Linked DNA regions of Homo sapiens: region 1 is linked to region 2. The links are chromatin contacts, found by Hi-C or POLR2A ChIA-PET in ENCODE. All regions are on one chromosome and are shown on one strand. Each heading gives the region's core, a stretch centred on a gene start or an enhancer-like site at or near the end of the contact. The rest is flanking DNA. Distances are from core to core; before and after follow the strand shown. Region 1 has its middle 210 kb from the start of MIR3125. Region 2 has its middle 120 kb from the start of MIR3125.

Region 1 (6,428 bases), core at 2,765-5,264, 94 kb after region 2:
CGCTAATTCACAGATTACATGAAAACTATCAGCAATAGCAGCTTCTAGAGTATAGCCCTACATTTGTCTCTCTCTCTTTTTTTTTTTGTTTTTTGTTTTTTGAGATGGAGTTTCGCTCTGTCCCCCAGGCTGGAGTGCAAAGGTGTGATCTCCATCCACTGCAAACTCCGCCTCCCAAATCAAGTGATTCCCGTGCCTCAGCCTCCACAATAGTTGAGACTACCGACGTGTGTCACCACGCCCGGCTAGTTTTTTGTATTTTTCGTAGAGGCAGGGTTTCACCCTGTTAGCCAGGATGATCTCCTGGCTCGAGGTCTCGATCTCCTGACCTCATGATCCGCCTGCCTCAGCCTCCCAAAGTGCCGGGATTACAGGCGTGAGCCACCGCCACTGCACCCGGCTCATTTGTCTCTTTTTTAATGTCTGGGGAGGACAGGGGTACTCAGTCTGGGACATTTGCAGAGTAACAGTTGCAGGTTGCGTATCCTCTTAGCATTCTAGGAACAAGATGCTGCTGAGCTCTAAAGCTGAGGTAAGCCTCCAGCATCTGTAAATAACAGTCTCTGAAAAATTTCTATTGACATTTTTATTTTGCTCTCCACACTTTTTAGATTTTTTAACTAGAATTATGAAAATTTTCAAATCATGTGAATATGATTAGACACAGTTAAGCACTCATACTTAAACCAGAAATGAAGAGTATGGTAGGATCTCAGGCCCATCCTCTTTTCACTCATGTTTGTAAGAACCCCAAACTCTATGGCCCAAAGACACTTGTTCTCTTTCTGTCTGGTAGTGATGTTTCCCGTGCTCTAGCTGCATGTGGTCTGGTCTGCAACGGGGCATAGGTGTTGACTTCAAGGATTTGCCTGGGTCTTAGTTTTGCTGCAGCATTTGCTGTCAGCACTGTCCCTAAGCCCTGGGAGTATTGGCGGATGTTTGCATAAGCCTTGCTCTGCATCCTGCTTGCTGAGTCTGTGTTGAAGCATAGCTCTATCTCTGGCATTTTCTCTGCAATATCAGATTTTGTGTGATCTGGAGCAGGAGGAGGGACATTTAAAATATTCCTTTTGGAGAGAAGCATCACCTTAGACTGTGTGTTTAGCATCTGAACATGCGGACCCCAGAATACTTCCTGTGTTGCATCGTTAAATATCAACTGAGCAGGAGCAGCTCAAGAGTAGTTCGAGGGGCATTATTGTTTATCACTTCATGTCTGGTGTCATCTGGGCTGCATTAGCAGCAGTTGGAACACCCCCAAATAATGACTCCATCCTGTGGGTCTCTGGCTACCTTGAGGCCGGATGTGACTGCATTATTTGTCTTACATGGTGCAGATGCAAACAAGGCAGCTGTGATCTGTAAAATTTCAGATGATGGATATTTGCCCTGCCTGGGTGCACGAGTTACAAGTGAAGAATAATTAGAGTGATAGCTCCATAGCTACACGCTGAATGTAAATAGAGTGACCACAGCCTTGAGTGTGAAGTTTGGGCCTTACTCTTACAGATCACAGCCAAGGATGCTAGGGGACAGGTGGGCCTTCAGTATGCCTGGGAGACACCTCAGTCACAAAAAGCACTTCTCCCTCAATCTCATAGTTCAAGTGAGGAGAAGACATGACTGTTCCGCTTGCCCTCTATCCACACTAGCAAAAACCACCAAACCAGTCAAAACTCCCCCTGAAACTGTCTGGTGTCTGCTCAATGGTCGAGCACTTTCCTTTACACCTCACTAATCTCAAACTTACTCTTTCCCCCTGCATGAAAAATTTAGCTACTACCAGCAGGAAATATGATGAGCCCTCACAGGGAACATGCAGCTTTGTCTCAAAATGAAAAGTCAATTTACTCTCAGCTTTTTCTGTTTGTGGCAGAAAGGGCTCTGGTTCATTTGCTGCTCAGATACAGACCTCTGAACTACTGTAAGATCCTTGCATACAGACAAGGGACTGAATTGATTCCTATATCATTATTTTCATCAAATATAAATAATAAGTCCTGCTAATTAAAATATCCTCCTTCCAGACCCAGCACACTCTCATTTCACCAGAAAAGGCAAACATCTGAAAGATTTTTAAATGACTTTATCCTTTGAATCTCTAGCCACAGAGAGGAAATGGAAGATAAATATATCATGCTTACTGCTTCAGAGTATGGTTAGCTTGTCTAGAGCTGCGTTTAATTATATTGTCAGCTGTACCTCTGTGTCACTCTTGAGTCTGCAAGCACATTTCCAAAGAGATATATGTATATATATATTTTTTCCAATTTCAGAATTCAGCTCTTCCTTTTTCTCTTTCATCTTGATTAGAAAGGTTATATGAATTGGGGATAAAGCATTAATTGTGAAATTGTCAAACTTTGGTTCAAATCTCAGCTCCCAAATTTACCATGGGAAGATGAAATTGTATCTTCTTATCCTCTATATAGTTTTGTCTACTATAATATATATATTACTCTAAATATAGTATTAGTATTAGTGTGTGTGTATATATACATATAGATGTATACTTTCTTAAGTGTTCTGAAAACTATCAAATGAGATAAAATATTGAAGAGCCAACTGCAAGTGAGTGATAGTATATATTTATTCGTTCCATTTTCCTTTTCTTCCAAGGCACCTCCTAGTGGAGGTGCCATCTGAAGCTGGATCTCAATTTTGTTTTGAAATGCCCATATTTTGCTATTTAAAAAAAATTCAACCCTCCACATTCCTTCTTACTTCTCAATCTTTACTCTCTGTACAGTTCTGAAGATTACCCAGTCTTCCAGCTTCCAGGCACTCCCTATCCTTTGCAGACTCTGTACCCCCACCAAACCAGCCTTTCTAAAGCAGCACATTTTACACTTACCTCCACCTTCAAATTGGTTATGGCTGAATTGCCTACATAGGCAATTTTGAAGGTTGCCATTCATTTGCACTTGCATTCATTGATCCTATAAAGAACTGGACATTGAGCATCATCATAAGACCACACGTTTAATGGGGAAACAGAATGAAAGCAACTGCGAATAGTGTGAGGAATTCTAGACTAACAAGGCTGTAGTCTCTTCCCAACGGGATATCCTCAGCTTTAGAAATTAGGTTTGCTTTACTTGACTTCTGTGTATTTTTTCTCAATGGTGAGAACTTTGGATTAATATTTGAGGATCATGCTGAGATGATGACAAGCAGCTAGATATGGCACTGTCCAAGTATCTGTTGTCTTGGTATAATGTGAATGGATACTCAAAGGTAGACGTTTTGCCTCTTTTATCTCTGAATTCTCAGATGGCACTGAACATGGTCTGATTTTTCCAGTAAATGGATGAGTGATGAATAGAATGAGCACTAGCTTTAGAGACAGACATTGAATGAAACCTCATCTTTGTCAAGTACCAATTGTAGCAATTGTAAATGAGACTTCGTTTCTCTTAAAAATCAGTTTTCTTAGGTGTAAAGTGAAGCTGATAAAAACTACATCAAGGATTGTTGTATTAATTAAAATAAGTTAGGTGCATAACTTAGAGCTTAGTACACAAAAGGTGCTCAAAATTTGTCAGTTCGGTTCACTTTTCTTTCCCCTTCCCTTATGAAAATCTACTGAGGTAACACAGACAAGACAGTTCTTACAATGCCTACAACCTCTGTGCACTGTGGTAGGCTAAGCTGCTACTGTAGAGCCATGCTTCTGGGTGGCAGTAGTGAGGGTAAATCAATACTTATCAAGGATCCCCCGACTCATGTCTCTGAGAGCCTTGCATACCTGAGACCTCACTACTTAGGAACCCTGAATCAGCAGGCACATAAGTATAATTTGTCATTTAAATAGCATCTAGCCCTTTGATATTGGGCAAAAACTGCGTAAACATCCATGAGTGCTGCCCTTGCTTTCTGCATGAACTCTTCACTTTCCTTTTACTCCTTCTTTTAGAATGTTAGATGAGGATATTTCTTGAACCAAGTACATAGATCTTTTTGCACATTTGTTCCGATTTTACTGAAAAGGAACTTTGCCTCAGGCTTTCCAAATAGTTGAAATTCTCAAGAACTTTAAATTCCTTTCTGCACAGACAAAAGGAAGTGACTTATTTCCCACGCTGTGAAACCGTGCTATATATTTACGGATTTTTGACAAGTACTTTCAAGTCACAGGGCAGCACACACACACACACACACACACACACGCACACACACACACACACATCTTTATCTCTATATCTCTCTATCTCTAACTCTATCTCTATCTCTATTTCTATCTCTATCTTCTCTATCTCTATCTCTACTGGAGTTCCATGAAAGGATAAGAGACTTTGAATGTCCGGGCCACTGGAGGAAGTAATCTAACCTTTCCACAATATCTGCATTAATAGAAAGGCACTTAGAAATTCTTTACTGAATGACTTTCTTACAATTAAAAGCATATATTTAAACTATAGAACCAGGAAATACATATTTTTATACGTTATGTTTTTCTTTATGGTTCCTCCCTGAGAGATTCAAATATTAAAGCCATAAATTCTCAAATAGAGACAGAATGCTAGCTGTGGCTGGAAGCAAAGGGACGACCACATGGCTGGAATCTGGGCTTGTCTGACGCCTGGACCATCACATTGTTCAGCCTGGTCTGTTTGATGTATGCTTGAAAGAAAAATTGGGCAAAACCAGAAGCTACAAAATAGAATTTGTGGACTGTATCCACCCCAGTGTTCTTTACGGGTGTCTCAGAGAAAATATACGTTGAAAATTTCTTTTAGTATTTTAAAAAGGTTTTTTTCCTCTGTTTTTTTAAGTTGATATATAATATTATATGCATTTATCACAAACAACATGATTTTCTATGGAATACATATATTGTGGAATGGTTAAACCTAGCTAATTAACACATGCATTACCTCACATGGCCATCACCTTTGTGGTGAGACTGATTAACATTCGCTCTCTCAGCATTTTCAAGAATACAATATGTAGTCATAAGCTCTAGTTACCATGCTGTACAACAGATCTCTTGAACTTAGTCCTCCTACTTGACTGTAATTTGGTGTCCTTTGACCAAGGTCTCCCCAGCCCACCCAATACATTTGTTCTTTTATGTATTCACTCTGTTCACAAGTTCTGAGCTCCTACTATGTGGCAGGTACTACTGAGCTGCAGGAGCTGTAATAATGATACAAAGAAGGAAAAAAAGATTTCCCTTAAGAATCTGAGGAGAGGCTGAAAGGTGTGTCTCCTGCTTTCACTCATTCTGTCTTTAGTCACAACAGGGATTCAGCTATGAGTTGAAAGCTGAGACACAAGCTGGAAGATGACATATAATAAAAAAGAGCCTCCTCATCTCCCCCACCATAAAAAAAGCACAGATTACTAAAAGAGCAAAGGTATAAATATAATGATTCATTCAATATGGAAAGAAATAAAGGCTCTAAGAGACTTTTGCATAAGAGGAAATGTGAACTTGGAGCAGAGAGAGAGATCCCCCACATCAGCTGAGGACTTAGAAGCCTCTGCCTAGCCTCTGCTCATTGCTGAGCCAACCCCAAAAGGCTGAAGCCCCATGCCTCCACTGGGTGGGGTCTGGGGCTATGTATGCCATGATTCTGTGTCTTAGCACCATGGTGAGCTCAAAATACCTGCCTAACTTCTGAGTAAGAACCTTTCACCTCACAATCTAACAAACTGTAGGTATGCTTGGTGTAAATCCACACTGGGATTAGAGTCTGGTCCTGAACTCTAGTCTGCTTGACTGAAGCCAAGAAACTCTGATCCTTTGGTCCCATTACCTACTCCTAAATAGCCTGTATTGCACAGATTTTGTTTTTATTTGTCCAGAACTCATAACCTCCCTTACTTGGGGAAACTCTTTTTTTTCCCTTCAAAATCACAGGATTCTTAGTAATGAGCCATATTCCTCTATAACCAAATATTGAGCTTAACATGAACCCAGAATTGGGCTTGCCACTGACTTGGGCCAAGTGAAATTTATAGGCATAATTTTTTCAATTTGCTTATAGAGGAGAAGGAAACTTGACTCCAGAATTAGAGAATAAGAGAATGTTCACAGGTATATTTCCTGACACATGAAGAAAGCCTTTTTTAGTGCAGTGGAAAAGAATAATCAACGAAAAACAAATATAAGAGACAAAAAAGAGAAAGTCCAATTGATCCAGTCATACCCAAGATAATCACCAATTCTTGACATGTTGGCTTTTCTGCTATAAGCCTTCCCTTTTATTTATTGTTTATGCTTATCTGAGCTCATTCTTTATCACTTGAATCTGAAACATCTCTGACTACTGTAGAGATGAACTCGGTTCCCCAAATCTGAATCATATTGAATTTCCGTTGTTGATAGAATTTGGATAGACCACACTACTGGTTTGCTCACTTTAGGTATTGCTCATTTTTATAAAACTCTTCTGCTTATACCTCATTGGTTAGAACATAAT
Region 2 (7,246 bases), core at 3,886-6,385:
TTGTGAACTGAAAAGGAGTTGATTGGGAGGCTGTAATCTAGCGATGGGTGTGGAGGGGGACGGGGCAAGTAGATAAGACTGTCTTAAAAATGAAGATAAACTGTGGCATTCTCCAGAAATGCAAATAAGGCCAGAAAAGCGGAACTATCTTGCCATAAACATTACACTGAATGGCAAGGTCACGAACAATGGTTTTACTTATCTTTCAACAAAAGACTATGCTTAAAACATTATACTACCTGTTGAAAGTGCATGTTTATCCAAACATCATTGGACAATGTCCGATTAATAAATAGGCATTTTCGAACATTTAGCATAAGAGAATATAATACGTTTTGTCATTTCAAGCTCCTTGTTTCTAAATAGAATAGGTCCTAGCAAGGGGAGGGGGCTTTTGTTTTGCCAGATAATGAGGTGGCTAGATAGGCGAGTTTCCAGATAACATTAGAACAGAGCAGAATTGCACGACCTATCATATAGAACAGAAGGATTGGGACTGCCATACTGTTTCCAGAATTGGTGGGTTCTTGGTCTCACTGACTTCAACAATGAAGCCGCGGACCCTCACGGTGAGTGTTACAGTTCTTAACGCGGCATGTCTGGAATTTGCTCCTTCTGATGTTCAGAGGTGTTTGGAGTTATCTTGTTTCTGGTGGGTTTGTGCTCTCCCTGGCTTCAGGAGTGAAGCTACAGACCTTCACGGTGAGTGTTACAGCTCTTAAGGCCATGCGTCTGGAGTTTTTCATTCCTCCCAGTGGGTTTGTGGTGTCCTGGGCCTCAAGAGTGAAGCCACAGACCTTCATGATGAGTGTTATAGCTTCTAAAGGCAGTGCAGACCCAAAGATTGAGCAGCAACAAGATTTATTGCAAAGAGCGAAAGAACACAGCTGCCAAGGTGCAGAAGGGGACGAGAGCGGGTTGCCACTGCTTGCTGGGGCAGCCTGCTTTTATTCCCTTTTCTGGCTCCACCCACATCCTGCTGATTGCTCCATTTTACAGAGAGCTGATTGGACTATTTTACAGAGAGCTGATTGGTCCGTTTTGACAGGGTGCTGATTGGTGTGTTTACAATCCCTGAGCTAGACACAAAAGTTCTGCAAGTCCCCACTAGATTAGCTAGACACAGAGCATGGATTGGTGCATTTACAATCCCTGAGCTAGACACAAAAGTTCTCCAAGTCCCCAGTAGATTACCTAGACACAGAGCACTGATGGGTGCATTTACAAACCTTGAGCTAGACACAGAGTGCTTATTGGTGTATTTACAAACCTTGAGCTAGACACAGAGTGCTGATTGGTGTATTTACAATCCCCTAGCTAGACATAAAAGTTTTCCAAGTCCCCACCAGATTAGCTAGATACAGAGTGCTGATTGGTGCACCCACAAACCCCAAGCTAGACACAGAGTGCTGATTGGTGTGTTTACAATCCCTTAGCTAGACATAAAGGTTTCTCCAAGTCCCCACCAGATTAGCTACTTACAGAGTGCTGATTGGTGTATTTACAAACCTTGAGCTAGACACAGAGTGCTGATTGGTGTATTTATAATCCCTTAGCTAGACATAAAGGTTCTCCAAGTGCCCACTAGATTAGCTAGATACAGAGTGCTGATTGGTGCATTTACAAACCTTGAGGAAGACACAGGATGCTGATTGGTGTGTATACAATCCTCCAGCTACACATAGAAGTTCTGCAAGTCCCCACTAAACTCAGGAGCCCAGCTGGTTTCACCTAGTGGATCCTGGACGGGAGCTGCCTGCCAGTCCCACGTGGTGCGCCCGCACTCCTCAGCCCTTGGGTGGTTGATGGGACCCAGCGCCGTGGAGCAGGGAGCAGCGCTCGTCGGGGAGGCTTGGCCCCGTGGGAACACACCGCGGGGGGCTCGGGCATGGCGGGCTGCAGGTCCAGAGCCCTGCCCGAGGAGAGGTGGCTGAGGCCCAGCAAGAATTCGAGCGGCATTGGTGGGCCGGTAGTGCTGGGGGACCCGGTGCACCCTCCACAGCTGCTGGCCCAGGTGCTAAACCCCTCACTGCCTGGGCTGGCGGCACTGGCCGGCCACTCTGAGTGCGGGGCCTGCTGAGCCGCGCCAACCCAGAACTCGTGCTGGCCTGCCAGCACTGTGCGCAGCCCTGGTTCCTGCCCACCCCTCTCCCTCCACACCTCCCCGCAAGCAGAGGGAGCTGGCTGTGGCCTCGGCCAGCCCAGAGAGGGGCTCCCACAGTGCAGAGGCAGGCTGAAGGGCTCCTCAAGCCCGGCCAGAGTGGGCGCCGAGGCCGAGGAGGCACGGAGAGCGAGTGAGGGCTGCCGGCATGCTGTCACCTCTCAATATGAAGACTAAAGATAGAATAAAGAGAGCAGGCAAGGCAGGGAGAGGCTCTGGAGAAGGAAGAGAGAGAATCACCATTCAGCCCCCACTATGGAAAATTTGTGGCACCACAGCAAAGTCTAAGGAAGATTTCAATTTGTTATTGGCTGGGCCAACATAAACCCTCTGCTGGCTCGATGCAATCTCTAGTAAATTATATATTGCTCATGAGTGCTTTTGTGTGAATGGATTATTTTAGGGGAAAGCAACTAACTGAAGGAAACTGGAAAAGACAGTTATTTTTTTCTCTTTTGAGAAAGTAGTAAGACACATTTTTAAATGAGAGGAAACAAGAGATTACAGGGTTTAATGCTTCCCAAGCAAAGAAAACTCTATGGGTTTCTTTATAAGGAGAAAGAAATAAGAAAAAGAGATAAAACAAAAGAGAAAAACTATATATGTGCACATTAATCATCATCACATTTGTTCTCCTTAAGATCAGTTTTTTAATAAGCTATCTGTACTGGTAGATTACATAGGGAAAGAAAAATCCGCATGCAAAATCAGTGAGAAATGATGAAAGAACATTGACCATCACACTGGCCTGAAACGTAAGATCCTCTCCTTTGGTGCTGGACTAACTGTGAAGGAGTTGGTTACTAAAAGAAAGAAAAATTCTAATGGATATTGTTGTGAAAAGCAAAGTTATATTAAGATACTCTGATGATATAACAATGAAGCCTTAGTGAGAATCCTGTGAGTTCCTGGATATAGGGCTAATCGTCCCATTTTTTACCCACTGTAATCCATTTTTACTGATGGGTTCATTTTTATTCTCTTGCTAAATTGCTTGATGAATATTTTAAATATCCTGCCTGGGTATCTTGGTTTTAAAGCTTATTTTATGTCAAGGTACAATTTCTCAAGTTACTTGGGATTTGGGCCCCTTCTTACTTTCCCTTGTCACATCTTTTTTAGCCCCAAGGGTTTTGACATTAAAGTGACATCTAACACTCAGCAAATTAGGGTTGTCTAGTTTCACTATTAATGTTGCCTACCTCTTATGCTTCTCAAGATAACACACACACACACACACACACACACACACACATTCATGAATCAGATAATAAAGGATGCAAGTAGAGACAAGGCTCACCATTTGACCCCTACTTCTTTGAAGTAGTTAGAACATTTTACTTGCAAGTGACAGAAACCCAGTTCAAGCTGCCAAACCAAAACCAAACTGAAAAAAAAAAAAATAGACTTTTGAACTACCAAGGTAGGCAAGACTGCATACAGATCAGGTTCTTCCCTGTGGCAACGCCATCTCCATAGGGGCTATTTGGAAACACATGAGGGTGCTTTATCACAACTGGGTGGGGGGTGGCGTTCAGGGCATCTGCCAAGGATGTGCAGGTGGGGCAGTGGGCAAAACATCCCACCCAAGGAGGATTTTTAAAAAATTTACCCAGAATGACAGTAGCTCTCCCTTTGAGAAATCTGAAGCAGGTGATGAAAGCATTTCACCAAGAATCTCTCTTGGTTCTGCTTTGCTTATGTGATGATGGCTGTATTCTCAGGTGGGGTTACTGCAGGTATTGGCAAAATAGCCACCTACAGCCTCAGGCTACCCTTTTAGCGATGTCCACAGAGCAACAGTTCTTCCTTCCCATTTGCTTTAGTAGGGAATCCTGATTCCATTGAGTAGGATTGGTCCTACTTGAGTAATTTATAAACCTGGAGAGTGGAGGGATTCAGTGCTGTGGCTGGCCGGACTTGGGACACACATCTTTCTGTAGAGACCGGGGGTAGGGGTCAGGCTAACCCAACACACAAGCCTGAGAGGGATGGAAGAAGTTCCCAGAGAGATGAAGGGATGTTAGCAGAGAGGGGAACAGACAGCAGATGGGCAAATACAAAACATGTCCATTGTCTGTATGGTCTAATTTCCTGAACATCTCTTCAGTCACCCCACATTTCAGGATTCCCTAATATACCAGACCCATATACCTCAAGTTTTTGTACTAGATTGTTCTCTTGTCCTCAGATGCCTTTCCTCATCTCTTTTTGTTTGTCAAACTTCTACTTATGCCTCAGGACTGAAATATCACCTCTTCTGTGGAGCTTCCTTTTTAGCTGTCCCTACTAAACTCGTACCTCCCTCCTCTGTGCACGCATAGCATTTTGTCCATGAAAAGAAGGAATTGAATTAATTAGCAAGGATAAGGAGCTGAACAATCCACATCCTTTTTGGAAATGGAAAGCAGATGATGCTGTATTAGATAAGATCAAACAACATCAAATAAACAAATGTTTATTGAGTGTGTACCATGCACAAGGCTTTCCAAGCAGAACCTTGCTGATTGTGTGTGTGTGTGTGTGTGTGTGTGCACGTGTGCTTGCAGATGCTTAGAATCACAGGCTTTTATGATCTGGGTTTCTTAAACCTTATCTGGTTCAACCACTTCCTTATTCAGATCAGGTAACTGAGGCTGAAGTGGGTTTCTTTCTAGCTCTAAAAAGTATATGATCTGAGTCACTAAAAGGAAGGAAAGGTTGGCCCAATTCTAGGCCAAAAAACCACAGCTATGTAGCTTAAACTTCCTGTTTTAAATGCCATGCCAGGATAAAATTCTTGTCTACAGGGTAACAACCACTCCAGAGAGAGAATCAAAATTAACACCAACCTCTTTCTTTCCCCTGCCTCTTTCTCTCTCTCAATTTCTCTCTCTTTCTCTCTCGCTTCTCTTTCTCCCTTTATTTCTCTGTTGCCTCTCTTAAGGAGACATAGGAAACTAAGAGGACTGAGTGGCAGGGCCAAGGCATTGGGAGCACGATTCATACTTTTTTTTCTATCTTGCTGATGTGTTTATAGAAGTACACTATTTATGACTCAGTACATAGTGAAGAGACATAACAAATTTTTCTGGGAATTCAAAATATGCAAACAGAATATGTATCAAATGCATGAGAATTATGGGGACATATGTTTTAAAACAAAGGGATAAAGGTGCCTACTCTTTGTGACAAAGTCCCTTCCATGTTTATGACAATGTCTGCATAGCCATTCTCTTTTGAAGAAGCCAGAATTGGCTAGAAATAGAATTGCATGAACCCTGTCATATTCAAAATGGAAAGTAGATATTTATTTGCATTCCTGCCAGGGATACTCAGGCACAAACATATAGAAATATTTCCATAAAATATGGTTTAAAAAAAATGCCAAGGCCCATCCTTCCCACTGCCATTGCCCCTGTTGCCTGCAATCCCAACTCTGCATTCGGGCTCTCTCCAGGTTTTGCCCCACTAATCACTCTTCCACCTGCTTCCTGGTGCCTTTAGATCTTTTTTTCAACATATTATACCCAGGTTCAAAAATGGCCTTATAAAACGTCATCCTGCCTCCCCAGCCTAGCATCAGGGCCTTCTTCCTTGACTCAGACCATCCATAAACTGTTCAAGCATGTTTGATGTATATGTAGCATGTGTCTGGCACTGCTCCAGGGATCAGGTCACTAAACTGAACAAGAATGGGCATATATTCCAGTGGAAGTACCTAACAATAAACAAGTAAATAGGCAAGTGAAGAAAATGAAATTAGGTAATGTGATAAGAAGTGGCCAGGGGCAGTGTAACAACCTGAGGATATCTGGCAAAGGTCACTCTCAGGAAGTGATATTGAGACCTGACTAATAGAAAGGAGGTAATTTCTGGGGACATCTGAGGATGATCTCTCCAAGCAGAAGGAGAAGCAAAGACAAATTTCCAGAGTTGTGGAAGAATTAAATATGTTTGAAGAATAAAAATGTAAAACAAGGTGATATGGTGGAGGGCAGTTAGTAAGCTAAAGAGGTGAGCAAGAAGTCTAATCATGACATGTCTTAAAACCACAGAAAAAGGAAGTGTTGGTTTTATTGGAGGACCATAGAAAGTTATGATCCACTTTTCAATCTGGGAGGAACATGATTGCCATTTTTAAAGAGTTTACTTTGGCCTTTCTGTGGACAATAAACTGAACGATATCCTCACCCTCATATATTCACACCATGGTGTAATCCTCTCTCCTTGAGAGTTGACTGGACCTACTGACTCACTTCTAATTAACTGAAAACAGCAAATAAATGAGATATCTCTTCTGATATTAGGTTGTGAAAAGACTTTGGCTTTCATCTCTCTCTTTCTCTTATTCTCTCTTTTCCTCTCCTGGTCCTTCTCTTCCTTTGCTCTGTCATACATGCACATATGGCAGGTTTCATGTTGTGAGCTGCCCTATGGAAAGGCTTACCTAACAAAGAAAAAAATGTCCCTTCCTAACAGCAGTCTACAATCACTGCCCACAGCCATGTGAGTGAGCCTGGAAGTTTTATTAGTTGGCTGGGGCTGCCATAACAAAATACCACACACTGAATAGCTTAAACAACAGAAATTTATTTTCTCTGGAGACTAGAAATCCAAGGTCAAGGTGTTGCCAGGGTTGGTTTCTCCTGGGGCCTCTCTCCTTGGCTTACAGACATCTGCTTCTTACTATGTTCTCACATGGCCTTTCCTCAGTGCATGTGAGCCTCTCCTGTCTTTCCCTCTTCTTATAAAGGCACCAGTCATAGTGAATTAGGACCCCACCCTGTGGCCTCATTTGACCTTAATTACCTCTTTAAATGCCCTATCTCTAAATACAGTAACATTCTGAAGTATTATAGGTTAGGGCTTTAACATATGCCTTTTGGGGACACAATTTGGCCCATATCAAAAGCAGATCCTCCCTTAATTGAGCCTGAAGATAACTACATTACAGTGACACTTCAGTTTCTAACCTTGTGAGAGACCCTGAGTCAGAGCTGCTCCACCAAGCCATGTCTAGTTACTACCCCATAGAAATATGTGAGATAGAAATTAGGTATTGTTTAAGCAGCTAAGTTTGGAGGTAATGTTTTACACAGAGGT

Evidence for each region. A loop is a pair of places that touch in the nucleus more often than their neighbours do. ChIA-PET counts read pairs that join two places held with the same protein, here RNA polymerase II (POLR2A). Pooled maps may share reads with other maps.
Region 1: a pooled map shows a loop between it and region 2 (4-fold over the local background). The contact joins two enhancer-like sites. A Hi-C loop is called at or near these places in 1 of 168 maps with a recorded cell type or tissue (naive thymus-derived CD4-positive, alpha-beta T cell) and 6 of 50 pooled maps. POLR2A ChIA-PET finds 5 or more read pairs at or near these places in 3 of 52 experiments (CD4-positive, alpha-beta memory T cell, activated CD4-positive, alpha-beta memory T cell and activated naive CD8-positive, alpha-beta T cell).

Annotation. Positions count from the first base shown.
Region 1 is chr2:12,947,482-12,953,909 of GRCh38, forward strand. No RefSeq gene overlaps it. Among named protein-coding and RNA genes, the nearest start is that of MIR3125, 210 kb to the left of the region's middle. Within about 2 kb of position 4,015, at least 2 of the 41 ENCODE cell types and tissues checked have a DNase peak (open chromatin) inside an H3K27ac peak, as active enhancers do.
Region 2 is chr2:12,852,301-12,859,546 of GRCh38, forward strand. No RefSeq gene overlaps it. Among named protein-coding and RNA genes, the nearest start is that of MIR3125, 120 kb to the left of the region's middle. RefSeq lists a cis regulatory region at 4,705-4,868. Within about 2 kb of position 5,136, at least 6 of the 41 ENCODE cell types and tissues checked have a DNase peak (open chromatin) inside an H3K27ac peak, as active enhancers do.